2 separate regions of the Mus musculus genome follow, and region 2 is linked to region 1. Evidence: chromatin loops called from intact Hi-C (ENCODE). Cell type or tissue: left cerebral cortex. All regions are shown on one strand. Links, peaks and the distances in the headings refer to the core of each region. The heading gives the core; the rest is flanking DNA.

Evidence for each region. Hi-C counts contacts between places; a loop is a spot of excess contacts. Peaks named below come from ENCODE experiments on the same cell type or tissue, not always from the same donor. Only the 100,000 strongest peaks of a DNase experiment are listed, where the experiment ranks them.
Region 2: it touches region 1 in a loop (4-fold over the local background); 2 of 42 quality-filtered maps call a loop at or near these places.

The regions. Positions count from the first base shown.
Region 1 is chr5:97,896,627-97,912,287 of GRCm38, reverse strand. The region is part of intron 16 of Antxr2 (anthrax toxin receptor 2); the gene reads left to right. Among named protein-coding and RNA genes, the nearest start is that of Gm34097, 58 kb to the right of the region's middle. In left cerebral cortex, for the core only: no CTCF peak of the experiment used is centred there; DNase peaks (open chromatin) are centred at 5,029, 5,396, 6,158, 9,754 and 1 more place; H3K27ac peaks cover 744 bases.
Region 2 is chr5:97,843,420-97,859,080 of GRCm38, reverse strand. Gm34097 (a long non-coding RNA gene) reads left to right here and starts at 12,124. Exons shown (of 6, transcript XR_389369.1): 1 at 12,124-12,207. In left cerebral cortex, for the core only: no CTCF peak of the experiment used is centred there; DNase peaks (open chromatin) are centred at 6,532, 7,077, 9,264, 9,842 and 1 more place.

The DNA.
Region 1 (15,661 bases), core at 2,479-10,478:
TTTTAATATTTCTGACCCTAGCTTCATTTCTGCAACATGGGGAATTGAATAATATCTGTGTCCTGTGCTGAAGTTATTGTAAAGAGAAACTGCAGAATGGCTTCAGGAGCAGACAGAACAAATAACAGTAGCTCAAACCTTCTATGTGCTGAATGCATGTGACCTTCCCAGTTCAGAGTTGGAAATTTTCTTTCCCAGCTAATGGTATTAAGAGGTGGGCTCTTTATGGAAGTTCTGTGGGACAAAGATGGAGCCTTCATTAATGAGGTCAACAATTCTGTGGAGGAGGATCCATAGGCTTGGCTTCTTCTGCCAAATAAATATGCATCAAAAAGAAAAAAAATGAGGATGGCCTTGTTGGTCATCAATGGGAAGAGAGGCCCTTGGTCCTGGGAAGGCTGGATGTCCCAGTGTAGGGGAATGCTAGAGTGGGGAGGCAGGAGTGGGTGGGTGGGTGAATATCCTCATAGAAGCAGGGGGAGGGAGGATGGGAGAGAGAGTTTCTAGAGGGGAAACTGGGAAAGGGAATAAAATTTGAAATGTAAATAAATAAAATATCTAATAAAAAATAAATCAGAAACCTTTTAGCATCCATCAAATCTTCTGACACCATGAACCCTGATTGCCCACCTCCATGATGTTGAGGAGTAAATTCTCTAATTTATAGATACACAGTAACTGGTCTTTTGTGATAGCTACCTCAAGGGGCTTAGACACAGTGTTTCTCCTACTCATCATTCACCACACATGGGCACTGGAAGAGCCAGATAGGAAAGGCTGGTACCATGGGCAAGAGCAGCAACCCTCTGCAAAGAAACGACTCTCTGTTTCTCTTCTCATAGGTGTCTGCCTAAGTATCTATCTATCTATCTATCTATCTATCTATCTATCTATCATCTATCTATCTATCTATCTATCTATCTATCTATCTATCTATCTATCTATTTTTACTTATTCACGTTACACCCCACTCACTAGTCCCTTTCTGGTCACCCCTTCCCACAATCCTTCCCCTATGCCCCCCCCCCCCTTCTCCTCTGAACAGGTGGGGACCTCCTGGGTATCCCTCTACCCTGGTACATCAAGTCTGTGAGGCTAGGCACACATTTAACATGGATGATGGAAATGTCTGATACACTGCAATTCAACCCTGTGTTCCCACCAAGCTAGAGCGTGAGGGGTTTTGTTCTGGTGGCAAAATTGCTACTTTTGCTTTTTTGCTCACTCCATACACCTCCTCTTCTCTCCTCAACCTGTTCTCATGCCTCTGCTCTTCTCTCTTCTCTCTCTCTCTCTTCTCTCTCTCTATTTTTCTTTTAAAAAAACAAAACAGATTCATAAAAATGTCAAGCTTTCCCTGTTATAACTTAAGAGGTGTGCTGCATACACATCTAAATTTTCATTACTACTTATTTCTGTCTTAGTAGAATGAAGAGGTGAATTCTTCCAAAGTAGGATTTTTTTTTTACAGAGGAGTGTGCGTCTTTCAGGAAGGGGCTGCTGAACAGATGTTTCTTCTTTTTTTTCTTTTCTTTTTTTTTTTTTTCAGCTTCACTTCCGCAGCCTTTTCCAGTTTCAGCTCTCCCATCTACTTTGATGTTTCCTTTGAAAATAAGTTTATGTATCAAAGTATTTCAAGTGTGTTGAGAGGACACAGTAGTGTAACACATGGCATTTCAGTGTTCACTCTTCATGGGCGTTGAGTATCACATGCATTTCCACGCTTACCCGAGTAACCTTGTGAGGTGGGCGCACACTCTTCCACGTCGTATAAATGAAGGCTAGGTGGAGAAGAGAGATATGGTTTTACAGAGAAGCTATATCATTGATTACTCTTGTCATCATATTCCAAAGTGTAGGCAGTCATCCATGCATATTGGTCCCATAGCTTCTTTTACTCTTTCCGTGTGGAAAGTTTAATAATAAAATGCAGCTTTTTTGTTTGTTTGTTCATTTTTTTGAGAAAAATACCTCAAAACTACAAATTTGATTCCATAACATTATGCTTCAAAAATAAGGAGTGTGAGGGGAATCTGGTAAGAAGGATTGGTGGGTAAAGGGGCTGTCTGCTAAACCCAAGGGTCTGTGTTTGATCTGCCACCACGTGGCACAGGGAGAGAAGTGGCCCCTGCAAGTTGTCCTCTGACCTCCCAAGGTGCACTGTCACATTAACGTACATGCAATTACTCATGCACAAAAGGAATATGAGGGGAAACGTAACATAACCATTGGCTATGTGTTGTATGTGTGTTCCCTGTGTAGTATATGGCAAACACCTTTTCTTTTACTTATTAGAAAATAACAATGTTTTAAAGGGGAAATTATAAGTGTCAGAACGAGTAAGACAAAAAAATATCCTCTACCAATCTACAAAGAATTAAATAATTATCATATTTTTTTCTCTCAGGCTATTTTAAAAATCTGCTTTAGACTATGCTACATGAATACCAATTTCGTTTCTGTTTGTGAACTGTATGATTGCAGCATAGTACACACACACACACACACACACACACACACACACACACACACACACAGGTTTCACAGTGAATTCCATCACAATATGCATAACTAAATGGAATAAAAACAAAGTATACTTTTTTATTTATTTTACAAGGCATTTGCAACCACCATGTTGCATTTACTAAGCATGTCTGTGATTGTTCTTTTGTCTGTACTCTGAATATTTTATATTTTTTTCACATTAGGGATGGGATCTTTATATACAAAGCAGCAATTTTTTAAGGCTTCCTTCTTATTTAAGGTTTCCTTTCCACCAATTCAGCTATTGGAAGTCAACTGTACTCTTCAAGTATTAAATGGAGGCCTTCAGGAGGAAACATTTAAATGTTGAATTTCCTAACTTTTCTGAGGGATGATATCATGGGTGTTGCTGTGTCTGCCACGGACGGACATGCACCATTCTTCTGTGCAGTGGATCCACACCGTATATGCGACCTCCCTGTTCCTCAGCTGGCATGCCATCAGATTGGCAACCACTGTGCTTGTGGTCAGTTGACCTTATTTTATGTGATGATGGCCCTAGGGCACAAGTGAAAGTCTCTAAGGTGCTTTTTAAAATTGAAAATGTTCGAGTTCTTCTCTTCAGGAAGGGCAGTTGTATGCCAGGGATGCTAAGGTCTGCCATCAAAATGACCCTTCTGTCCACTAACTGCTGAGATAGAAATAAATCATTGTTATTTCTGCCGCGATACTGCAGAGGCAGAGTAGTCAACATACTCCTGAGCGTACGGTGCTGCTTAGACAAGATGGAAACACATCCTCTGTGTGCATACACACAGGAAAACGTTAGCACCTTATTGTTCAGTGCCACTCATGGCTAGACGCTGGTGGCCATTTAGAACTTGGCCATTTCACATTCGAGGTAAAGATTTGAGAGTAAAACTCATGGGTTTACAACGAAATGAAAGCGAAATCTCTTTTTTTTTTTTCAAGCCACATAGATCACTTTTATCCAGTTAAAGCTAATGAGGGCATTATAGTTAATTGTCCTGGAAAGTCTTCCTGCACTGCTGTTCTGTTCTTACCCTCCCTGTCCTTTCTCCTCCCCACCCCCACCCAGCTCTATACATCACCTGTCTTCCTAGTTTCCCAGACTAGGTATTCTGCTGAATTTATCTCCCTATGTATGTATGTATGTATGTATGTATGTATGTATGTATGTATTTATTTATTTTTGCAGCAGTCTTCAAGAACAGGGAAAAGCAAGACTCTTAAACAAATTTAGCCCTGTTATTCTTTTGCTTGTATTTAACATTTAACAAAATATAAATGTTAAAGGTATGGTTGCATTTTCCTAGACAATGGATAGCTGGTGGGAATTCCATGCTTAGAGAAGAGGAGAGAGAGAGGGCAAGAGAGAGAGAATAAGACAAAGAGTGAACTAAGTATCCTTGTCCTTGGTTTGCAATAGTTTCCCGTGAGTATCCAAATGATGCTAAATAAGAGTATGAGTTTCTTCATTTTTTGATTTCATTTAATATGTATCCACTGTATGATTTATTACAAAGGAGTGGAGGAATTAATGAACAAGATTCACATTGAATTTTTCTTCTTATGGATTTAATTGCTAGCTCATAAGGCAGACAGTAGGTAAATATTCAAAATTAGTATGAGACATTGCCCCATGAATGAGGATATTCGTGAAGGTAACTGAAGGAGTTATACTCTGACATGTCCATAGGTAAACTATAACAGTCTCAGTGAGTACTATGAAGAAAAAAACAACTCAATATATGGATGTGTTCAGACAATAGCAAAGATCATAGTATCTTTATTTAATGGTTTTTCTTATTAGCACATGCCCACTTGTAAGACAGCTACTATACAAACTGAGGCAGGAGGAATGTGTCTGTGTGCTTTGTGTGTGCACCTTGGTATTTCTAAGGATATATCCTTTCTGTAAATGAGTGCACTTGTGGCACATACATGAGATATGCTCATCTCCTTGAGACTTTCTAGTGCTGCTCTGGGAACAAACAGTGAGCCCTCACTGTCGCGGCGTTAACCTTGCCAATCACAGACTTCCTGTAAGTGCACTGCAGTTACTTGGAACCTTTTATGGCTTGGCGTTGGCGTTCTTTTGCTAGATTACATTTATGCATTAGTACCATCTGTGCCTGCTGCACCTTCTGTGAGTTAGCCCTGTCCAAATGACTGGCATTTATCTGGAAACAGAGGGGAGAGAAAGAGAGAGAGAGAGAGAGAGAGAGAGAGAGAGAGAGAGAGAGAGAGAGAGAGAGAGAGAGAGAGAGAGAGAGAGACTGTCAGCATAAGCGAAATTTGGTGAGGGAGACATATAGAGCCATCTCTATTGATTCATTGTCTCTTGGAAAATCAAATATAATAATTATTTTTTTAGCCTCTGAAATGCAAAAGAAGTTACAACCAGTATTTAAATAAGGGAATACAACAAAGCACACATTTTGCTAGGTTTTCAAGTCGAGAGAAGTTATATGCAGTTTGAATACGAGGGTGCTTCTCATGTGATAGTGAATATACATAATACGGGTTTTGGTGTGGCTGAGCAGATATGGTAGATACTCGAACTGAGTTCTATTTTGATCAATGTGTTGAAGTGTAGACTTAATTTCACAATTTTATTTAGGAAACGATAGCTCTATATTCGACATATAAATCAGATTGCTGAATTATTCCATAGACTCTCTCCAAGACATTATTATTTTAAGCCATATGGTATTGCCACAGTTCTCATACCTCCAACACACCCTAAGCTGTGAGTGGAAATAGATGAATCGTTTTTCTCATCAGTAAAAATAGATGCCGAAAAGTTTCAGCTCATTTACGCCGTTTATTTTTAAATTGTGCCTATTTTCGGATGCTTGATCATCTGGTTTCCATTCTTGGGGCAGTTCAGAGGTGGTGAACTAGGGTCAGAGGGGGCCCCTAGGGGAAGATAAAACACAGTGAAGAGAGGTGGCAGCCTCAGAAAGAGGAGGGAAGGAGCAGACAGAGAGGGGACTCAGAAAAGCACTATAGAAACAGCTCCCTGAGGACACTCCTGAGCCCTAGAGAACAGGAACCATTGGTTCTAGCAGTTACAGCCACTTGAGCACAAGGACCGTTCACACAGCTCAATCTAGGAAGATTAACATGCGAATATGTTCTTCAGAAGACTCAACACCAAATGGAGATCATATAAAATCTTAGGGCGTAATGAGCATAACTATTCCACGTGCTACCCTGTGTTACACTATAGGCTCAAAGAGAAATTCAGACTGAGTCTCACCACAGAGCACTGCCTGGCCGAGAACTCACATATAGACAAGGTTAGACTCAAACATGTATCAATCCCCCTGCAGCTGTCTCTCCCAATGCTGAGATGACAGAAATGTATCACACTGCCCACCCTCAAATTTTACTCTCAAATGACGCTTGCCACTGGCAGTTCCAATTTACTATTCTCTGGATATTCAGCATCGTTGGCGTGGAAAAAATCTTGATGGCAGTTCCTCTGTTAGCTTAAGGAGAAGAGGCCCCATAGAATCGCTCGAAGATCCTGGCCCATCATGGTGTTGATGGGAAGTTGGTGGTTGCAGCTACATCATAAACAGCTAAGCACAGCAGTACTCATTCAATCACAAGTGCTGGGCTCTTCACTGATTGTTTTTCCTGATGGCCTAGTCTATGAGCCTGGTTGTGTTCATCTTCATTTGCCAGATGGTTGGCAACAGCAAAAGCCCTCGAATCTTCTACTCACTGACTGGGGGCAGGCGTAGGATGGGCAGGAAACCAGCCTTCCACCCCCTCCTCTCTCAACTGTTAGGGTAAGTGCTTTAGTTTCAATCATGGATTTTGTAGCTATTATGCAGAATAAATAGTTTTCCAACTCCATTAAGCATCCTATTTAAATCAAGTCAGTAATATTTCTACCATATTATTCTTAGTAGACTTGTAAACTGGTATGCATTTTCTTGAATATTTGCATTGTGAAAACACATATTAAACATTAGTATGTACATGCCATCAACAGTTTTGTTACATGATAGGGAATCAACTGCATGATAAATAAAACAAACATGGTCATATTTATAAATAATCATATAATAATTTGTAATTGAAGGTCATCATATTTTAAAAAGTTAATTGGGGAGTTAATTTTTTAAAAAAGTTTTATTTTTTTACAGCCAAAGTCTCAGTAACTTTAGAGAAATTAATTCTTTTGATTCAATTTTTTATTATATTCATAACAATATGTTTTGCTTTGATAATTTGAAAAAATATATTTTTTCATTGCACTGTCTTATGCTTTCTCCCCTGTTGAACCCTTTCTTCACCTGTATATCTTAAATTCATTTCATCGCTGAATTCTATAATCACATTTCAGTTACTTAAAAATGATATATATATATGTATATTTAATAACAATATTTTATTTTGTTAAATTGTACATTACACAAAAGTTATTATGCTACTCATTTTAAAATGTACCATTTGGTAGCATCAAATCCATTCATATTTTACAGCCATGACTTTTATACATTCCCAGAAGTTTTATCATTAGCACAACCAAAATTTCATACCTGCCAAAGAACAGTCCTTCACCTTCTGCACGGCCCCAGTAGCCACTGTGTCATCTCTCCTTGTGTGTGTAGCAGTTTTAGGTTTACCCATGTGTGGCATCCCTCTTCTATGATTGGTTATTTCAGTGGTATGACTTGTTCTAAGTGCAACCATGTTATAGCATGGAATGTTAGAATTTTATTCCCTTTTCTTGAAGTTAAAGTTTTATCTTTTTGAAGTTCATACACACATAACTATATTTATATCATATCATTATAGCCTTATTATTATTGTTACTGTCACACACACACACACACACACACACACACATGCACATGGTGGGCTCACTTAATGTTTCACCAATGTGATCAAGATTAGATGCTTGGGTTTGGACAAAATAACAGGAGGCTCATCCCTTGGAGATGACTTTCTAGAAGGCAGCAGATATCCTGGTCTTCCTGCTCTTTCCAAACCCCATCTTCCCTGGTGTCAGGTATAGGAGTTGTCTGTATCATGGGTCTATAATTTGGGGTTGGCTGTTATTCTTTGAATTTTGACCATTATGGATGTCTGTGGTAGTCTCTAGTTGTTGCAAAGGAAACTCTGTTGATGTGAGGTGAGAGCCACATTTATCTCTCCATGTAAGTAAGGATAAGTATATAGAATGCACCTGCACGGAGAAATTTTATTGGCCGGGGAAGGTGGGAGTCGTAGACTCGTGTTTTGGAGGATGAATAGAATAGTACACTCTATCCATAGATCTAACTTTAAAACTGATTGATCCCTGAATAGACACTCCTGTTCTGCTCGTTTATTTTCTGCTTCTTGTGAATAATGGATGTAGGATTTCTTGGTCCCCGGTCCTTTAGAGCCACATCAGAAAGAGCATTTCTGGTTCACTCTGCATTTCTGTGGTTATTTTTCCGGATACTTCCAGAAAGACCACATACATTTTTATTTCCTATTAGCCACTTACACGGATTTGAATTTTCTATATCCACTCCAAACTGCTATTTCTTCATTTTTAAAAATGATGATAGCCATCCCAAAGGGTGAATGATTGGATAATGATAGTTTTTTTAAGCTTCTATTTCTTCCTTACTTTTTAATTTATAAATAATTTATAGTTCTTATTTTAATATATTTGTTATATATGTGATTAAAATGATTTATATATAATAAAATAACTACTAAAATCAAACACATATTCACCCTCTTCTATAGCAAACTTTCTTTCTTTCTTTCTTTCTTTCTTTCTTTCTTTCTTTCTTTCTTGCTTTTTTTTTCTTGGTTTTTCGAGACAGGGTTTTTCTGTATAGCCCTGGCTCACTTTGTAGACCAGGCTGGCCTCGAACTCAGAAATTCACCTGCCTCTGGCTCCCAAGTGCTGGGATTAAAGGCGTGCACCACCACGCCTGGCTGCAAACTTTCTTTTTTATTGTTTTTTATTTATTTACATTTCAGATGTTCTCTCCCTTCCCTGTCTCCCCTCCAACCCCCCCATCCTATCCCCCCTCCTTTTGCCTCTAAAAGAGTGCTCCTTCACTCACCCACCCACTTCCCCTTCGCTGGGGCATCAAGCCTCCACAGGACCAAGGACCTCTCCTCCCATTGAAGCCGGACAAGGCAATCCTCTGCTACATGTGCAGCAGGAGCCATGGGTCCCTCCATGTGTACTCTTTGGTTAGTGGTTTAGTCCCTGGGAGCGCTGGAGGGTCTGGTTGGTTGATATTGTTGTTCCTCCTATTTCTTCATATGTGTGTGGGGGAGGGCGGCAGCACCAAACATATTTTTAGCTCATATCTTGCAGGTAATGCAGTATTACTAGTTACAACCTCCACACTGTATGTCTTGAAACACCTTTTTAAGTGAGAGTTTGTATCCTTCAACCTACTTTATCATTTCCCTCTGCCTTTCTGTCCTTCAGCATTCATTGCTTGCCATCACCTAATTGCTCTGTCTGACTTTTAAGAAAATATTTTGTTTCTGAGTGTGATCATCTTGTCCTTATCTTTCTGTGTTCAGCTTCTGTGACTTTGCCCAATGTCATCCTGATTCAATTATGTTGTTTTGTTTGTTTGTTTGTTTTTTAATTTCTCCCCCACACCTCTCCCTCTTGCTCCAGCCCCACTTGCTCTGGCCCATAGGTTTGTTTGTTTGTTTGTTTGTTTGTTTTGTTTCTCATTACAGATGGTTGTAAGCCACCATGTGGTTGCTGGAATTTGAACTCATTTGAGCAGTCAGTGCTCTTAACCGCTGAGCCATCTCACCAGCCAGCTTTTTTCCCCCCAGTGCCCCCAATTATGTTGTATATGACCAAATATTCTTTTTAAATGATGAATAACATCTTTTGTATATACCACATATATTTTTTTCTTTTCCTTTAAAATTATGTTCATTTTAAAGAAATAAGTTGTATAAAAATGTTTTTCTTACTTTTTTTTTTTAAGTCTACTAGTAGACACAGGTTGCTTCTGTACTTTGGTTACTGTGAATATTTCTGCCAGTATTTCTGTACACACAAGAGTGCTGTTTTTCCCCTCCCAGGCATTTGGACTGGCATGGGATACAAATACAAAGGCTTTATGTTGGGTGAGATAGAATAACTTCACAACAGATTTTCTATAGAAGAAATGTAATCGGACATCTTAGTTCATTTAAAAATATCTATAGACGTGCTATGTGCAGCTGTCTCGTTTGATGAAGCTGATGTATTTTTGCAATGAAATAGATACTTTAGCTTGCAACTCTTTAACAGAGCTTTATAAATCCTCCTTTCCCTTTTCAGCTTGAAGCCAGAACTCATCCTTTGCGTCAGTGTGGCAATTTCTCCTCTTCCTGACTTGTTAGCACACATGACCTTCTGCCTGTGTTGTTGACATGTAGTTTGTGAGAAGGTGGGGCCAAAACTGAGAGCTCTTGAGATTGAGTTGGGTATATTAGAAATGTGATATAGAAAATTGTTTTGTGTAGGTAGAGGTGGTTGGCTTGTTCTATTTTGATAAAATAAAACTTCTTGCTAACCCATTAACTAAAACCCTTAAAATTGTAACAGAGACATGAGACTGGTTAGGTTGTCTATGCTTAAGGTGCTGTATGCAATTTCTCATCTATAAATATTTGTTACTTAACTGAGTTGTATAGCAATCAGCATTGATCTCATAATCTTGATAGTTGGTACAGCCATTGTTTTAAATATTAATTTTTAACCTCTCCAAATTAAAAAAACAGTAGGACATTTATTTAAGGACCTACTACCTAAGCCCATTTGCTCTTAGACATAAATTGTCTCTTCCCATACAAATGCAGAGCAATAAGAGAAAAAAACTCCTTCCAAAAGTCTCTTTGTCTGGAGAATTGGGAAATGATGCTGAATTGTATGCTAGACTTCGGCTCCGAGGGGCTTTCCTGTTCATAGACACTACCTGATCCAACTGCCAGGCAGACGTAGTAGTTACCCGATGCTGCCTGCCAGCTGCAGCAGCTACTCACAGACTGGTTTAGATGTGTCCTTTATTGCTGATCAGTGAAAGCTGATCTTAGCCATATATGCAAAGCTCTGATATAATCCCTTTGACTGTGGAGGTGAGGTTCACGTCCCCCAAAGACTGGGATGTTACCTATAGACGTTGTGAGTCCCTGGGGGATGGTAAGATTATAGAAAACCATTGTGCTTCCATTGGTGTCTAGTTTTCTTGATACACATGATTCGAGATCACTATAAAAGCAATAGGTTTGCATGGTGTTATCTTTTAAACCAATATTTGTGCCTGGAATTCAGATTTGCTTTTTCTTATTTCCATATGCTCTGTTTTAAACATATGTTAAGATGTTATTTAAAACTAGAAGCACTGAAAAAAAACCCACATAAAATATGTTTTCTTCATTATCCGAGGCTTCGGTGCCATCATCGTTTGGAGTGGGAACGAGAATGTTAAGTTATGTCTGTAAAACAGATTTCAACAGCACCAAATAGAATGCACAGCTGGCTGTCATTCTCCCAGGTGCACTGGTGTTCTCGGAAGAGACTGTTTGAAAATGCGGATATAATTGGCCATTCTTGGGGGGTGCCAACGCCATAATGTTCACTGAGTGCTTTCCAAGTTCCAAAGATTAGTGTTGATTTTGCTGGAAAAAATGTGATTAAAAAAACATACATTCCACATTTCAATCTAAAACCTACACTGTTGCTGTTGGGTTTCCATATAGGTACCATTCAAATAAAAGGATACTGTCATTTCACAGCCTTTCTGTCTGTCGTGGCAGGCTGTTTGGTGGTATATGGCCCCTCAGCAACAGCTTTACAGTTACATTGTAAGACTACATGATATTTAATACCTGATTTATTTGCTTCAGTCATCAAAGGGGTATTTTCAAGTGACAAGTTGTGTGTGTACATGTGTGTGTGTATGTGTGTACATTTGCATATCTGTTGAGACCATAGGTAGATCTTGAAGTGTCTTTCCTCAAGAACCATGAGTATTAAAATGAGACTGGGTTTCTCACTAGCTTGGGGCTCACAAATGAGGCTGGGATAGTTGAATAGTGAATGGCCCTGAACCACCTGTGTCTTCCTCCCTAGGACTGTGATCATAAATGCATACCACAAGGCCAGGCTTTTGTTTTTATGTGGATTCTTGGGCTCAAACTCAGATTCTTTTCCTCGTGCAAACACTATACAAACTGTGTCACACCCCCAAATTCTTTACATGATAAGGCTTTGAAGTTCAATCCACGGAGCACAAACTTTACAAACATTAGAATTTATATCATCACCATCCTTTATTGAAGTTACAGCTTTCTCATCTTTCGTGTTCCCAACTCCAGAGCATGCCTGTGTTCTGTTCTTGCTATAGACTACTACTTACTTTAGTCTTTCACCTCAGGAAGAATAGTGCCATTAATGAAACACAGATGACTTTCCTCATTCACTGTTAACAAGGAATGGTAATTAAAGTTAGTTTATTAAGTTTCATTACTAATTTTTAATTAATTGTGTATATGTGTGCGTGCATGCATATGTGCCTGCTCTGAGTGTATTTGTGTATACCAGGTGTGTGGGAGGCTGTGGCATTAAGAAGAGGCATGCAACCACCTGTAACTGTAGTTTCAGGTGGTTTTGAGCTACCATGTGGGTGCTGGGAACAGAGCCTGAGTCCTATGCAAGAGTAGTAGGTGCCTCGATCTATTAACCCATCTCTCCAGCTCCAGGTTTCATTATTTTAAGAATATTTGTGTTATTTTTTTAATCCAAAATTAACAAATGTTTATAAGTTTTTAAAAATTACTGCCAACTTTGAGCACTTTTTAAAAACACTGGTTTCAGAAAAAAATCTGTACCAAGTGTTCTACATTCTCATTTTCATATTTAATGACATGAATGAGAAATCCCTGATTTGGTTTGGTTGCTGGAATTTTCACAACATATGCGGCAGGGCTATGCTTCTTGTGTGAAGGAGCATCTTTCAAAGACTGATTAAATAACATGGACAGAGAGGGGAATAAATGCTCATGTTAACTGCACCCATTTAAGCCTCTGCATCCTGCTGTGAACAGTGGCGGGGCTGTTCCTCCCTTGCCCAGGTAGGGTGTATGTGGAATTAAGAATTGCTGTGTAACTGGCATATCTACTTCCCTCCATTGTCTCTGTCTGCTGGTGGCTTCCACCATGAAACAGACCCAACCTCCTGCCATCTGCTGTGTGTTCAGGACTGACATCAAGGTCAGCTTCTCTAGGATGCCTGCTGTTGCCCGGTTTAGAACGTTTCCAGCCCGCGATCTGTCCACTTCTCTGCTGTGTCAGTTGCTGGGCTGCATTTGAAAATCCATATGACAAAGGAAAGCAGGAGGACTCTTGCCCAAGGGGTGGTGGTAGCTACTGATTAATTACAAGGCAAGTTAGTGGGCAGTGGCATGTAGGTCTGTAGACATGATGTTTGGCAAGCCAACCACTGCGTTTTGCTTTATAGGTCACTAATCAGTGTGTTGTTAAACTGAAGTTTCAATATCCCTACTAAAAAAATCATTTATAGGAGTCAGAGAATATTGCCTATATAGTTTAAATTTCAAAACTGATTCAATATTTCTTTTTCCTTTTAATTTTTAGAAATATATATATATACATATATATATATATATTTACTTACATTTTTGTTTATTGAGATTGGGTCTGTCTGTGTAGCCCTTGCTGTCCTAGAACTCACAGAACTCACTATGTAGACTAGGCTGTCTGAGAACTCACAGAGATCCACCTGCCTCTGCCTCTAGAGTGCTGAGATCAAAAGTGTGTATCACCATGCCAGTCTGTGATTGTACACTTCAGCAATAACTCATTCATCTGGTATTTTATCAGTTGTACTGTAGGATGATCTCTGAATTAGTATTTACAAGACAGTAATGAGAACAAACCAAAACAAAAATATACAAACAAACAGAATGAAACTGGGGAAAAATGTCACGAGGTTTGTAGTATATGAAACAGAATGATGGGCTGGAAACAAATTCCCAAGCCTGGATGGCTAAGAACAAGAAAAAAAAAACTGAGGCAAGGAGACACTTGCCATAGAAGCATGAAATACTGACTTCATATCCCCAGGGCCCATGCAAAAGGAGGACACGGATACCTGCTCCTGAAGACCCAACATTGCAGGAGACAGAGAGAGGAGGTTCTCAGAGTCCTAAAGGCCACCAGCCTAGGTCCAGGTTCAGTGAGAGTCACTGTCTTTAGGGAACAAGGCAGAAGACGGAGCAGGACATCTAACACACATGTAGATCACACATACACTCTCTCTCTTTCTCTCTCTCTCTCTCTCTCTCTCTCACATACATTCTCTCTCTCTCTCTCTCTCTCTCTCTCTCTCTCTCTCTCTCTCTCTCATAATATAAATGCACATACTGGAAGAGCTAGTATAATGTTGAACTCACTGTACTAGCATCTAATTATGTTTTCTGTTTGTTTTCAGAGAATGTAATAAATTAGTAAATTACATTATTACTAAAAATCATGTTTTCTTAGAATAGCAGATGTATTTCTCTACACTAACCTTATATTCATATCCTATTTGTCTTGCTATTTTCTATCTATCTATCTATCTATCTATCTATCTATCTATCTATCTATCTAACTATCTACCTACCTACCTATCTGTATCTATATATGTATCTATGTGTCTATATATCTATATAGCTATGTATGTATGTATGTATGTATGTATGTATCTATCTATCTATCTATCTATCTATCTATCTATCTATCTATCTATCCACACATACATACACACATCTACCTGTGTATCCATGAATCTCATGATACATCATTAGTTTTACACAACGTTTGACTTGCAGATAGACTTGAACCTCAGGGTCTGGCTTTGTGACATGCATGATTACACTGAAGTGTAACACCATAGTCAAATGTGTGCTGCGTTGTTACAACCAGTCACCTTTTATAACTTGACTTTAATCTCTTTTATTGTTGTTTCTGGTGACATTTTTTAGTTCTTCGCAGATACAAAACTATTCTTTGTACATAAAATGACTCAATACACTTAATATTTAATCAGCCATTATTTTGAAGCATCCTTGTTACCATGTCTCTAGTTATATGAATGTACCTGTATACTATATAAACTCTTTAAAGGTTGAACATTTATACTTTTCATTTTGTTGAGATTAATTGTATCTCCTGAAATGTTTACTGTTTTCATAATCATTTTAAAATTTACTTTTTATAATGAATAGAAACTATGTAAATTAGTAACAACCTTGTCAATTAAAGGGCAATATTAATGCATATTTAGTTTCTTTCCAAACTGTAACATGAAATTCCCATTGAATGCCATTGTGCAGTCACTGCTCAGTGAAATGACACATGTGCCACAGTGTCTGCCATCTTCCCTTGCAAGAAAACCTCCATGGCTTATCTTCAAAGCATATTTGAAACCTAAAGCTGTTTTGCATATAGAATCATCATAGTCTTCATGTGTTACTAGATTTAAGTTGGTGTACATGAAATATTTAATGTATTGTTTGGAATTATCTTCTCTATGATCTCAACTTAGCAACAAATGCAGTCGTTTGTTGCTCTAAGAATTTAGACCATATTAGTCTGCATAAAATCAAAACTAAACCCTGATTTTGGAAATGTGGATAATTAATTATTAAACATAAAAAATAAACAGCAGTTATTTAAACATGTTTCTCAAGTGTGCTGAAAATATTAAATGCACACATTTGTGGACTCATAATTGAATTTCCTTTACATGTCCTATTACACGGCACATCTTGAAGATATTTACTGAGACTTTTCTAGACAGAAAGCAAACAGAATCACAGCAGCTAATTTTCCTGTTAAAGTTTTAGAAAGATCTTTCACAAAATCATGACTAGAGAGATGTTTCAGCAGCTTAGAGCGCTTACATACCTGATAACATGAGCTGTGCTCTGTGCTCCCTTCTGTGAGTCCCATTTGGGGTGGCTCACAGCTTGCGAATTTGGTTCTAGAAGCTCTGATGTTTTTCTAGTCTCTAGAGGTATCCACAGCTATCTACATACACTCACAAATGGACCTGCACACATACTTAAACTATGTTGGTAATCCTTCACAAAGTTATCCACA
Region 2 (15,661 bases), core at 3,305-11,304, 54 kb after region 1:
GTTTTGTAGAACTGCTGTATAGTGCTGCACCTATAGCTAATAAAACTGTTGGATACTTCAAAATCTTGCCAACAAGGTTCGTGTTGTATTAAATATTTTGCCATAACAGAATTAAAATTGATAAAGGACAGACCAGACAGTGTTAAATAGAGCAATTACACTGCCAGTGGAATGATGGAGTAGCATATAGCTTTGAAAAGCAGTTGAGCGTGGAAGACATTGCTTCCTTGGTGTTAGCTATGTCCTCCGACTCTTACAATCTTTCTGCCTCCTTTTTAGACACAATGGCACTAACACACTTATGAACTCTGTGGCAGCATGAACAATTCCTACATAGACACAAGCCTCCCCACCCCCCATCTCTAACTAAGAAGCTATCCCTAACTAACAACTGTTTGCAAAGAAAACCAATCAGTGCTCTATAGTGACCCCTCCCTGAGTTTATAAAATACACATAAGGACAGGCTTCATGTCCTGCAAGTAGATGGCTAACTCAAGCCAAACTCAATGACATTTTTGTAGATTTTGTTTAGTCTCATATTGCTTTTTATTTTTATTATTTTTTACTGGTCTTTTACGTATATATTAAGATTTCCAATTTTGTGTTTTTATTAGCTGTTTTGTATATATGTATGTGCTTCCTGGACCTTTTATGCTGTTTGTAGTAATTCTGGTTGGTTTATTTGTTTTTTAAAAATTTCCCTGTTTGGGGTGTGTGTGTGTGTGTGTGTGTGTGTGTGTGTGTGTATGTGTGTGTGTGTGTGTGTGTGTGTGTGTATGTGTGTGTGTGTAAGAGAGAGAGAGAGAGAGAGAGAGAGAGAGAGAGAGAGAGAGAATGCATTAAGTTAGATGGGTGGGGAAGTAGGGAAAGAGATGGGGTATGTGAAAAGATGATCACAATATATTTTATAAATTTTCAATTGAAAACATGAAAAAGCTTTATCTTCAGCTCTTAAAAATAAAAACACACCCTAATAAGGATAAACAATTCTAATGTAATCTACCCATATACACGTGAACATACATCACTAAACTGTACACATAATCACTTAAATCCTAAGAGTCAATAAACAGGAAAGCTAAGTACAACAAGTGATACTATCCTTCTGTGTTGAGGGGAATTTGATGAGAGAAGGCAGTCACGAAACTAAAGATACATCAGCATCATGGGTAAATCAGAGAATGTTCTCAATAGGAGACATGTAGGAGAACATGCCTAGCTGTCACTGTGTTCATGGGAATCAAAGCACAGAAACAAGGAAGGACAAGGTTCTCAGGTGGATACTGATAGATAGGCATTTCTGAGGGTGCAGGTGGCCAGCACATCTTCTGAGTGACTGTTATATACGTATGTCCTCTTATTAAAACAGCAGGGAAACAAAAAGTTTTAATGCATGTAAAATTAAATGACATACATGAAATTACTAGTAAATCACATTGCAAAAGAGTAGGGATAAGGGGTAAGCTATGTCACCCTCAGAATCTGAACAGGAAGAAGTCAGGGTGAGGTAAGTGATTTTAATCTGATCCTTGGAAATCTGTTGGATCACATGCAGAGGAGGGGGACCCTCATCATCAGTTTTTTTTCTTGGCCATGGATCTAGGTCAACTAATGCATTTGTCTTCTTCAAGGACCTCTTGATTAGGTCCACACAGATATCCAGTAACTACCAGGAGGATCTGGCCTTGTGAAAAGCACAGCTTCAACCCTGTATGAATCATCAGGTCTCTTGCCTCTTCAAGCCATCTGTGGGAGTTTGAACTTGGCCATCAGGGTGGACACTCTTCAGCTTTGCAGCTCATTCCTGTTGTTTTGTAGTCACAGTTTAAGAATGACCCCTAGGCCACAGAGTTGGCCTCATATGCTCAATTTCATTGTGTGAGATGGGTGGTTCATCTGTAGTCTCTCTGGGAAGGGTGGGGTTATAATTATTTTATGAATTTGCTTGTTAATGTTAAACACATGTAGAAGGCCAGTGGTCACTTTGCAACTTTAAGTTTATATCAAATAAACTGATTAAAAAGTCACGAGTCTGTTTAGACAGTCATAAGGACTAATATGCATATAGACTAGAGATCATATTCCTGATGTACATTTACATCTTTTTTTTTAACACCTGCTTTCTCTCATACACACATTTGTATGGTGCTCTGCTTACAGATTTTATGCACTAAGAGCTGAATTCCAAATACTGGCAGAATACTTCTGTGAAGCCCTTGTATTTTTACAACAAACAATGGGGTGGTGGTGGTATACTGCTATTATTCCTTATTTTAATACCAAGGCAGAGTCATGGAGAGGGTCATGGCTTGTCTGAAGTTGTAAAGGCTGTGAGAATGTTGGTGGAGTCTTGATCTGGAAAAATCACTGAAGGCCCACATGCTATGATCTCACAGCTCCAAACTATTTTGAGATGGTGGGACCTGCAAGAGATGGAGGTATTTTGGTGGTTAGCAGAATGCCCTTGAAGGACATAATCTTTTCCTTTCTGTGTTCTCTGTCTGGATGAATTATTTTGCTGCAACACATATTGCAACCATGATCATCTACCTTATCATCAAGCCAGCCCCAGAGTCAGCCAATCATGGACTAACTTGCAAAACTGTAACCTCAAATAAACCTTTTCTCTCTATAAATAAGCTATCATGGGTATTTTTAATAGTTATTTCAAAGCTAGCCGACCTGCACGTCAAGATTTGAAAGAGAAAATAAAAAACCAACAGATGGGTTGTTTAATGATGAAGCTAAATGACCGGCACTTTCCTATTCTTTATTATTTCTCTTTTTCTTTTTTTTATTAGATATTTTCTTTATATACATTTCAAATGCTATCCTGAAAATTCCCTATACCCTCCCCCTGCCCTGCTCCCATACCCACCCACTCCCACTTCTTGCCCCTGGCATTCCCCTGTACTGGTGCATATAAAGTTTACAATACCAAGGGGCCTCTCTTCCCAGTGATGGCCGACTAGGCCATCTTCTGCTACATATGCAGCTAGAGACACGAGCTCTGGGGGTACTGGTTAGTTCATATTGTTGTTTCACCTATAGGGTTGCAGACCCCTTCAGCTCCTTGGATGCTTTTTCTAGCTTCTTCATTAGGGGCCCTGTGTTCCATCTTATAGATGACTGTGAGCATCCACTTCTGTATTTGCCAAGCACTGGCATAGCCTCATATGAGACAGCTATACCAGGGTTCCTTCAGCAAAATCTTGCTGGCATATGCAATAGTGTCTGGGTTTGGTGGCTGATTATGGGATGGATCCCCGGGTGGGGTAGTCTCTGGATAGTCCATTCTTTCGTTTTAGCTCCGAACTTTGTCTCTGTAACTCCTTTCATGGGTATTTTTTTCCCTATTCTAAGGAGGAATGAAGTATCCACCTATTGGTCTTCCCTCTTCTTGATTTTCTTGTGTTTTGCAAATTGTATCTTGGGTGTTCTATGTTTCTGGGCTAATATCCATTTATCAGTGAGTACCTATCTAATAACTTCTTTTGTGATTTAGTTACCAGTTGGAACTTCTTCTGGATATATGCCCAGGAGAGGTATTGCGGGATCCTCCAGTAGTACTATGTCCAATTTTCTAAGGAACCGCCAGAATGATTTCCAGAGTGGTTGTACAAGCTTGCAATCCCACCAGCAATGGAGGAGTGTTCCTCTTTCTCCACATCCTCGCTAGCATCTGCTGTCACCTGAATTTTTCATCTTAGCCATTCTGACTGGTGTGAGGTGGAATCTCAGGTTTGTTTTGATTTGCATTTCCCTGATGATTAAGGATGTTGAACATTTTTTCAGGTGCTTCTCAGCCATTCGGTATTCTTCAGTTGAGAATTCTTTCTTTAGCTCTGAACCCCATTTTTAATGAGGTTATTTGAATTTCTGGAGTCCAGCTTCTTGAGCTCTTTGCATATATTGGATATTAGTCCCCTATCAGATTTAGGATTGGTAAAAATCATTCCCAATCTGCTGGTGGCCTTTTTGTCTTATTGACAGTGTCTTTTGCCTTACAGAAGCTTTGCAGTTTCATGAGGTCCCATTTGTCAATTCTTGATCTTACAGCACAAGCCATTGCTGTTCTGTTTAGGAATTTTTTTTTCCCTGTGCCCATATCTTCGAGGCTTTTCTCTACTTTGAGGGGGGAAATACTTGCATATGAATCCCAGTAGGTCTTCACTTGCAATTTCTTCTCTATTTATGGGTTTGAAATCCCCACAACATGAGAAATCAAGGCACCAGTTTTCCCAGAATTATGCCGCTAGATATCATAAAGGTGCATGAACTTGAAGCCTTGTTTATAGATATATGCAGACATGGTCCTTCTATGTGAAGGATAAATATATAATGTAGATTTTCATCTCTGGGATTTTCATCCTTGGTAATTTGCATTTAGCAAAATTAGTAATGCCCAAATTGTGAATATCCAGCCATCTGGGGCTATTTTGGAGAAGATGACACTTAGGGCTGAGGCCCCGAGTGACGGTACCCAGTGGCTGCTCTTTCTTGTCTGCTTGTGTTTTCTCCAAGTAAGATGGAGGCTATAGCGACCTCAGTGTTCCTCCTCAGTGCATTGGTTAAGAATCGGTATCTTCTTGATAATAGATATTATTATACAAACTTGGCACTTTTAAATTTGCTCCCCTGACAATATAGATCAGTACTATCAAATCTACTCAGAGATTTTTTTCTTTCTTTCTTTTCCTTATGTTTATTTATTTTTCTTTCTTTTTTCTTATGTTTTATTTATTTAATTTATTATTAGATATTTTCTTTTTATACATTTCAAATGCTATCCCAATAGTCCCCTATACCTTCCCTCCGCCCTGCTCCCCTACCCACCCACTTTCGCTTCTTGGCCCTGGCATTCCCCTGTACTGTGGCATATAAAGTTTGCAATACTAAGGGGCCTCTCTTCCCAATGATGGCCAACTAGGTCATCTTCTGCTACATATGCAGCTAGAGACACAAGCTCTGGGGGTACTGGTTAGTTCATTTTTGTCTAGTTGTTTTTTTTTTTTTTCCATCTCGGTGATGTAGTCTAAACTAGGTGTCTCATGGATGGCAGTTAGAAACTGCTACAGAAAAATGATTTTCATTATATCTTTGGAATTCATTAGAGTATGTAATATACGTAACTAGGTTTCACTTGAGAGATTTTAAAATTATTTTTCCCTTTAGAGGAAAATATTCAGGAATGGGACTTAGAAGTAAGATGAGGATAAGAGAGAGCCACATAGTATGGATATTATTAAAATACTGTAGAACTCAAAGATAGGTAAATGAACATAAATATTATGCCCTTGTTATTCCATTAACAGTAACATAATATTGAAATTTTCATAGGTATATATTTTTGAGGGGATATATATTTTTAATCTGTTGAGAAAGACTTACTATGTAGTACCACCTGACCTGGAACTCATTATACAGACCAAGCTGGCATTGAACTCACAGAGATCCATCTGCCTCAACCCCCTGGGTGCTGAGATGAAAGGTGTACCATTATTCCTGGGTCATTTTCTTTATTTTTAAAGTCAACATATTAATCACTTTGGGGTTCTAATATATTTTCTTGCAAATCAATTTATCTTTTGTTTATTATGTATGATATGTTGTGGCTATGTGCTGTGAATTTTATTAAATATATAGACACATAACCTAGACAGATTTATTGCTTCAGTTATTTATATTTCCCCCCCACAAGTATTCATCAATAACCTGTCTACCAGGGTATAGTGGTTTTAAAAGACCTCACATTTTAAGACTTAATCCTAGCGTGGTGGAATCGCTTGAGAAGAATTAGGAAGTGTGGCTTGTTGGAGAGGGTATGTAGCTGGGGATAGGCTTTGAGCTTTTAAAAGGTGCTTACTATTCCAATAGGCTTGTAGTTGGTGGTTGTTTCCCTATATAAGCGCTCTACTGCTCCAGTGCCATGCCTGCTGCCATGTTCCCTGCCATGGCGGTCATGGACTTCAAGCCTGCCTTTCCTTTCATCTCAAAACATGTGAAAACTCCGCTGACTTCTCAAGTTCTAGTGCCTCCTCTCTACTTCCAGTTCCAGTGTGTGTTCATGTGTGTGTCTCAGTGTGTGTGTGTGGAGGTGGGATATATGTGCATGCCTGCTTTGTCTAGATATGCTCACGTTTGTGGAGCCTAGAGATTGACATTGCATGTCTCATTGACTCTCCACATTATTTTATACGAGACAAGGTCTATACCCGAACCTGAAGCTCACCCATCTGGCCATGGAGCTCAGGGACCTGCCCTCCACCCCAACCCAGTGCTAGCATTACAGGTGAGCCTGTTCTCCTGACTGTAGCAAGCCCTTTACCCACTGCACCTTCACTTCTGCCCCACGAGCAGCACTCCTAACCCGTCCTGCAACTTCCGCTGAGCTGAAATGTTTTCTGGTGGGTTTGAGAAGATGAATGAATAACACAGAAGAAAGCCAATAGCCAGTTGACACTCCTTGCTGTCCTTCCAAAGCTTTCTGGCCCAAAATAAAGGTGCTGCGGAGGTGGAGAACCCAATTTCCATTCTAAGTTTTGCACAGTGCATTTCAGTCAATTAAATTTTCTGTTTCTAAGATACAGTTGCCTATGAAGGCAAGTAGCACTAGCATTTTTGGAAACAATAAACTTGGTTTAGAGGGACTTTCTTCCCTTGATGCCTGTTTAGGCCTCAGAGATTCTGCTCAGTTTCTGAGGGTGTCTTGAAGCTGGTGTTATTTTTACAGGCACCGACCTCTTTCTATTACCTGTGTTATGAGGCCCCTAAGCAACACAATAAATATCTTGGGGGTTGGGTAGGAAACAACATGTTACATGTACTTTTTTGTCCCCTCTGATACATTGGAACTAGGCCATCTGGCTGCCTTTGGGGTAAATCCATTTTATAACAGGATTTTTTTTTTTTTTTTTTTTTTTTTTTTTGGTGATTCAGTAATTAAACCCCCTTGGATAGGGTTCAATATGGACTTGCCTTATGCTGAATTTTGCTTTATAGCAAACTGTTGGTCACAGGTGCCAGTGAATTTATAAATGAGAATGAAAAATCTTTTCTGCTTTCAGAATGAGCATCATTATCTTATGATTCATCACAGGCTCAGTACTCCTGTAAAGTTCCCATTGTTAGCTGGACTCTCCGTGTGTGCATTCAAACATTAAGAAGCAGCTTGAAACACTATTGCATTAGAATATTTTTTGAAATCAATTTGTTGATTTTGAGCCATTTGCCTCACGTTCTTAAACTCAACAAACAATGAAACAATACGAAAATGTGCTCAAAAGGCAAATAAATGATCATTGGGTGTGGTGTTATGTCTTTAGAATCCCATCTGTTAGATTCTGGGGAAGGGGCATAGAAAACTTTGATTCCAGTCTGGTCTATAGTGGGAATCTGAAAAAATTAAAATCAAATAATGTTATGTTTTTCTTGATCTCACATGGGGAAAACTTCAGTGAAATGAGCCATGAGTTTTTAATTAGAAATTTAAGAATCTAATTGGTCTTTGATTCATAAAAATCTCTCATTTTTTTGGTTCAACCCTTGTAACCTGAACTATCACTATTTAAAAACATTTGAAGACGTTATATTTTAGACCATTTTGCAACAAAATTAAGAAGAAGGTTTGGAGATTTTCCACATGTCCCCCACTATGGGGATACTATAATACTGTAGCAAAGACAGTCAGCAGTTGTCCCAGTAGGACACATTGGTGTCAGCTGGCTTTGAGTGGCCTTGTGTCTTCGTTGCTTGAGAGGTCTCAGAATACTCTGCTGAAATCTCTGTGTGTGCATCAGGCCCAGGTGCCCATGCAGTCTGAAGTTTACCTAGCTAGCTTACCTAAAGCTTACTGGGAGTAACTCATTTGACGTTTCCTAAAAATAATACTCGTCAGACAACATCTAAGGCATGATTTGACACATACAGTCCTAAAAACTGACTTGAAAATATGTAGTCCTTCCTTCTTAGTCCAGCAACTTGCACAGTTATGAGCAGCAGATGGTGAAGGTCGAAGTGATGGAGGGTGGACAAATGTTGCCATTCTTCATGGAGAGAGTCTGGGAAGGCTCAGTCTATGGAAACAGGACTTTCTGTTTTTTTTTTTTTTTTTTTTTTTTTTCCTTCTCATGAGCTTCTCTCACTTTCCAACTGAATCATGACATGTTTCAGTAGTTTTCTTGGGTGGTTATTGTTGCTATAGGCAATAATCATACATTGCCCCATTATTCAACATTACCTCAAATCACCTCTTAGATTCCAAATTCTACCTTTCTTGATAGTGTCCACGTCATACTTCCCCACTGGAATAAAATGGTTGAAGCTAGAATCTTCTTTGTCCTACATTAGTCCCAGACCTTTACTTTTTTTTTTTTTTAATGCTTTCATTTAAAGAAATTTTAAGGCATTTAATTTCACAAATGCGCTAAGGAAGGGGGAAAAAGGAAAATTACTACTCATTTTCTGAATGTTAAAAGCAAACATATTCTTAGAATTTATAAAGTATTATTTAGCTTAAAATTATTTCATAAACAAGTGTTAGGGGAGTGAAACATTTCAGCAAGCAGGTGGGTGGTTAATCAGAAAATAAGTCTTATCCTGACTCATGTACATTCCCAAAGGCTTGGATTACTGCACAGCGGCAACCTTCCCAAGACCACAGCAGACAGACAATAGAGCACAATAATCAAGCAATAAAGAAGGAAGAAAAATAAGCTATGAGCTTTATGTTTTAAATCACAAGGCAGAAGTCATAAACCATTGAAAAATAGCCAAGTAGCAGATAGTATTTCCACAATTTCCATGTGATTTTTAAATCTAATCTAACAAAAATAAATTGTTTGTAAAACAAGTTTTTGCGAACTGTTTATAAATATTTAAAATATTTATATGTAAATATAAAATTTTTAAATATTAGTAAAATTCCCCCCCAGTGGTATCTTGCCTGTTATGCTAAAAAGCTTTTTAATTAGCTGATAGCCACTAAGTAGTTTGCTTAACAAGCTATAGAATGCCTATTTGCGCACAATGGAAGCAATGATGTCTTATAGCTTAAAGATTAACAGAAGAGATGGGCAACAACATTGCACCGGCAGATGATGATTTCTAGGAGGGAAAAAGGCCAATGGTGCAGGGAACACAGAGCAGCTAATCCTGCTGGAAGCCTCTCGGGTGCGCAGACAGGAAGAGCAAGTGCGATTGATTTGGATGAGGAAGGTGTTAAGAGAGTCTTTCCAAGGAGAGGAAGAAACATAAAAAGTAGGAGAAGCTTGGCTCACACCGGGAATTCCTTGTTAAGAGTAAGTCATGTGTGGGTGCACGGGCTGGGCATGCAAATTAAGGTGAACCTATCAGAGCCCATGCCTGAAGTCATTGTGGATTTATCAGTACAACTCACAGCAAGATCAAGCAGGTGGTACGAGGACACATGGGTTAAATGGGATTACAACTGAGATAGGAAGAACATTTGAAAGGATGTTGGAGTAGGAGAGTTAAAAACAAGGATGGTCCCAAAGCAAGGTAGTCAGAGCAGTGTGGGTGAGGACAGATCACTGTAAAAGTGAGAATGCCTTGATATGAGTAGGAGGGCAACGGAAGAAAGTAGGTCAGAGGTGACATTCAGATCACTGAGTTCAACAATAAGTGTGATCCTGCACAGAGGAGCCAACGGAAAGAAAGTGATCTGGGGGGTGGAGGGTAGACCATTCAGCTGAGATAGGTCTTATTTACAGCATCATCTTGAGATTTCCAGTGTAAATACCCACAAGTAGTCTCATGTAAGGGTTGAGGAAGCCATCCCTGCTAGAGATGTACAATTGAGAATGATAGCAGTTGACACCACCCACCAGCATGAGTACTTTATCCAAAAAGACTGGATGAAGACCAGCCCTGGAGTGATGCTGAATCTTTTATGCAGCTGGAGAACTGGAAGTTACAAAAGAGACAAAGAGAAGTAACTGATGAAGGGTGAGGCTGGGCTCCTGGAGTCAAGGGAGTTGAAAGAAAGAATGAGGGTCATGGGCTACAGTGCTGTGAAGATATTAGGGCTAGAAAAAAAAAGAAATATGATTGCATAAATTGGCATTTAAAAAATGTATAGATTCAAGAGTTAAAAATTCTTGTTTTTAGTGAGTCTGACAGAAATCAGATAGAATCTAAGAGACTTTCAGGCAACTTGGAATGCCTGGCCATGCTATCTGTACATGCAGTGCTGTGGTAGGAGTGAGTGGTGAAATACCAAGCCCTCAACTGCAAATCCTTTCTTCACTATTTATTTTAAAGGAGAAGACACTCAGAGGTAGTTAGGGAGAGAATCTTTTACTTGCAGAGTCTGAGTGAGTATTCTATGTGAAACAGAAGGAAGAGAGGGAGAGGGAGGAGAGGGAGGAGAGGGAGGAGAGGAGAGGAGAAGAGAGGAGAAGAGAGGAGGGGAGAGAAGAGGAGAGGGAGAGAAGAGGAGAGGGAGAGAGACAGAAAAGGTGAGAGAGAACAGATATAGTGAACACGTGGGTGTGAGTGGCGACATGTGAAATCAATTTCACTGGATTGTAGTTTTTCTTCATTGTAGAAGGTGAGCTGGGGACCTCTGGCTGAGAGTGAAGGATGAGAGCACACAAGAAAGGCTTTCGAAAAGCACTTAAGAATGGTTGATCTGTGGAGGGAGAGATAGATTCGTTTGGAACCCACAACAGGATTTTCTGGAAATGTTAAGGGCCAGCAGATCACCATTGCCTTGTAGTGATATAGAGAAAACCAGTTTGGTGATATATTCCCATCCTATACATTTTGAGTAGGAGGGCTTGTGGTATCGCTCATGCTGAGGCTACAGCAAACAAGTGAGGTAGAAGGAGACAAATAAGGAAGGAAGAATCAAAGGCCTGATTCAGGTGAAGGTTATTTTGCACATGGGATATGGGGACAGGAGAGTGAGGGGGAAACTAAGAATGGAAGAGTCAGTACCTTTCAAGTTGCGGGAGGGTAAGAAAGAAAGTTATTAACAACAGGAATGAGATGGGTAGAAGAGAAGAAAAATGCCTGAACTAGACAGAGCCAAGTCTGTAGAGCATGGTCTTTGGGTCTTGTCTCTATTAGGAACTTCTGTCTATTAGGCACTTATCTCACCCAAACTTGCTGTTTTATCTTGTCTCTGGGTTTGCCCTGGGATTTTGTGTCTTAGTGTCTCTTTGGTCTTCTTGGCTCTCTCTATATGAACTAACGCATGAGGAATTCAGGAAAATCACTTTCAAAACACAGGATCCTCCCCGACCTACAGCTTTCTCATGCTGAGATCTTAAAAACGTTCAAATTCCAGACTGCGAAGTAGCACTCTTCTACCTAAATAACTTTCCATGTAAGTCATCAAAATCCATTCCGGTACTTCCAGATGGGGGAAGTGACTGGAATCCTTCCGCTGTAGGAGAGGGCTTGTCATCCTCTGTTCTCTCCTTCCTTTCTCCTACCCACCTTCACCAAATGCATTTTCAAGCTTTCCTGAGGATTTTGCTCCAATTCCAAGAACTTATGGTTGATTTATCTCTGTTTGATTTTGCGAAATGGTACAGATACTCAGCTTCTTCCCAAAGCAGTCTTGATTCTCACATGCCTGCTCACTATGTCAGTTCACACTGCTAGATACTGTCGGCACCCTCAAAACCCAGAGGCCTTGACTTGATGGTGATGACCATGTTGCTATGGTGATTCTGCAGCTGGCCAAGTGCTTACCAGTTGATTTTTCCCAGCTGGAATTTTTTACAATGGCTTTGCTAAGAGTGAAATAAAATACATTTTCCTCCTCACATGAATGCTGTAGCAAAGATGGATCAGTATGGAATTTCGAAATAACCAACCCTGAGGAGAAAACAGGAGAAACACGAGAAAGCTTGTGGGTAGGGGAAGTCTCTGGAACCTTAAAGACCACTAATATTTTTGTAAGGTGAAAGAGTAGAAGACAACGAAGCTAAACTTGGCCTGTCTTTCACAGAATAGATATTATTACAAGTTTAGGAACATTTAATGCATATGCATGTATGCACAAAATGTATATAAAACTATTCGGTTATGAACATCTTTGTTACTCACTAGGCTAGAGTATAAGAAATAAAATTGTGTGCTAGAGTTGAGACTCTGATGCTTGGACTAAGAAAATCACCTGCAAAATTGCTTCTGCTTCTAACTCTGAAGACTACATTGGCATTAAGTCAAATGAGGTAACAAGATTCACATTTTTTTTTCTTCTGTTACTTAATTTGTTGCCCGGAGTCTTAGTTACTTGTCTTGTTGCTGTGCCAAAGCCATCTAAGGGCAGAGTGTTTTTTTGACTCACAGTTGGAAGGTAGAGTCCATGGTAGGGAGGGAGTCCTAGTATGACAAGCATATTGGGCATGATAGATACATTAGTCATATGGTGTCTACAGTTAGGCATCAGAGTGGTGAGTGCTGGAGTTCAGCTAGCTTTTGTCTTCTTACCAAGTCTGGAGGCCAAGCCCAGAGAACATAGCTGTCCAAGTTTTGAGTTGGTCTTTCTACCTGAGACAACATAATGAGGAAAACGCTCAGTCATAACAAGCAGTGAGTCTAATCTTGATCATTGTTCATGACTATGCCTGGAGTTTTTCTCCTAGATGTTTCTAGATCCTGTCAAATTGGAAACCAATATTAGCTGCTATACTCGGGGACCTCACAGATATAAAAGTTAACCTAAAAATAAGATAGCCAGATTGTCAGTAGGTATGGATGATACCTGTAACTTCGATGGCTATTTAAACGTAGATGGAAGCTGATATTCAGGATCTTCAAAAGAAAATGTTTTCACTGGCTGGAGGATGGAATTACACACAGGTACATATACCCTTGTCTACATTAATGAGTAGTGGATGAATATTTAGGACAGTAACCATACAAGTGTTGTGTATGAAAAAATGGGAGACATTTCAAGAGTCCTCTCAAAAAGCTTACATTCTTGTGTGTTAGCTGTTCAGGGACACCTGATAAGTGGAAGAAAGTGATGGATTCATATGCAGGTTTCTAGGTTACTGGGACATAATTTTGCCTGAAAAATTAGTGTGGATTTCTTACCTTAGTATAAATTCCTACCTGTCTTAGTAGAACAAAAAGTAATACAAGTCTTTCTTCTTTCCCAAAGTTTGAGATAGATTTTCTAGAAGTTTGTATTCAGTCTCTATCCTATCATTTGTGCAATGCCTGGCATGTCACCCTGCTGCCCTAACATCATGGGAGATGACTGTGACCTGCAATAGCAACACCGGGACCTGGGTCTAACTGAAGATCAGTTAAACCTGAAACACTGATGGAGTTCCTCAACATTGATATATTTTAAGCTCCTTCAGGATGGCGTCATTGGTCATATAGGGCTAAAATTTGTACCTACATATTTGCTACAATCTGAGAATTAGGGGCAGGGCTATTTCAGACAGCGCTGGCCTTTGTGTTAATTGTCATATCATGTCTTTCTTTGAAATGTCTAAATTGTCTCATTGGAATATCTCGCTATAACATGGTCAACTGTAATAAGATTGCTAGGGGTAGAAACTTGATCTTCCTCTAAACAAAGGCTAGGTTTGCAGACATGTGGGCTCCTAAAGATCGTTACAAGCTATAAAACATACAGTTGTGATTCTAGACTCAGGAAGAGAACCACGTCTGGATAGCTTAAGCGAGGGCTTTGTTTTCTTAAAAATGTCCCCAATAACTTTTTGTATCTGATGAAAATTTTAATTTGAAAAACATCAAAAGTGGTGTTTTGGGGAACAATTTAATAATTATAACTTTTTCACTTTGACTTTTGAAGCCTCACTAAGATTTTTTTTCGTGATATTTTCAGTTTTTGCTAAAGGGTGGCATCTCCCTTGCCTTAATCATCTGCCAGATTACCCGTAAACCTGGACCATATGCCACTGCAATTTGCTGATGGGCCCAAGCTGTTTTGGTAGATAAAAAATCCAAGGGGATTAGAATGGCTGAGAGTCACTGTGAACACAGCAACATCGGTGAGGCACTTCTATGTTCCTCTTTCTCCCCTATCCACACCGAACTCCTTTTCCTTAATTAAGGTTATCCATAACCCCCATCAGAACAAACACAATCCACATGTCACTGTAAATAAAGTTCTTTGGACACTTTAAGAAAAATTCAGACAGACAAATTCACACAATTTCAGAGTAGAAAATGTTTCCCAATTGATATTCAAAATGATCTGGACTATAAGTCGGGGACACATTTAAATTAGGAGTGCTACAAGAATTCTTTCTTCCTTAACCCAGCTCAGTTAATGACACTTATTTTTGTCATCAGTGTTTGGCTAACTACATGGTTTTAATTTTAATAAAACATGAGTTTGCCCACTGATATCTACTTCCTATATCTACTTCTGTCTCAGAAGGCTGAGACAGAAGAGTCTGATGTTCAAGGGCAGCTTCAACAGTGCAGCAAGACATGTCTTCAAAACCAACCAACAAATCAGTAAATAATTGAATGGAAAGTGGCACTGTGTCCTGAAATAAAATAATTAACTAAATTTTTATTAGAGTGATCTTTTGGAAAATATTATTTACTGGAGTATGCTTTCCCATGTTCATGCTTCTCCTTTTGGTAAATGTAAAACCTTTCTCACACAAGTCATTGTGATTTATCCATTGTGTCTTGAGACCCATTTTCTTAATAGTTGCCTATTTATTTTAAATGTCTAATAAGCTTTCTTTACAGATAAAGCAGCAAAATGTATTGCTTTAAAATATTCTAGTGATTAATACTACTGTGAATGTTTAACATGAATGTACTGTGGAGAAAACCGGAATTATTCAGCATTCTGTGTTTCGTTCATTTAAAGTCCATCAGACTGCATTTAACTGTTTGTGTGCTGTCTTCCTTCTGCTCACGGTTTGGATGGCCCCTATAGACTCACATATATGAACAACTGGTTCCCAGTCTTTGCCACCATTTAGGAAAGTATTGGAACCTTCAAAAGGTGGAGCCTTGCTAAAGGAAACCCATGGAGGGAGGGTGAGAGACCAGTCTCACTTTCTGTTCTTTCTTTCACTCTAACTTGCTTTCTGGGCAAGACCAAATGTGATCTCCCTGCTTTGCCAACCTCATATCCTGCTTCCATACCTTCCTGGTAACCATCGACTGAGTCTCCCTAGAACTGGAAATCTCTTCCTTAAGTGTAGTTTTGTTTGTTTGTTTGTTTGTTTGTTTTGGGGGGGGGTGGCCAGGGTAGTTGATCACAGCAACAATAGTAATCAAGACATTGTCCAGTCAAAAAATACACTTTAATTTCCCAATTTTTATTCGAAGTTAATAGTGATGATAGAGGGTAAGAAAACTTTTCTTTCAGTTAAATTTAAGTCTTCCTCAACTTTCATGTATGGTCATACAGGACCCTTTTAGTTCTGTTTTCTCTGAAACATTATAAGTTCATGAGAGGTACACGCCTATGATGAATTTGACAGTTAAGATGGTTGACTTCCTTTTTTCTTCTAATGTGATTATAAAGAAAACTCTTGAGATAGGTAAACATGTCAAAGATAGAAGTCAAGGTTACATGGCTATGTGTGCAAATAATTAATATGAACTTATAAAATTAGGATTTAATTTTCCCAGTGAATTATGGAATTCTGGAAGTTTTTGAAAATGATTTTGAAA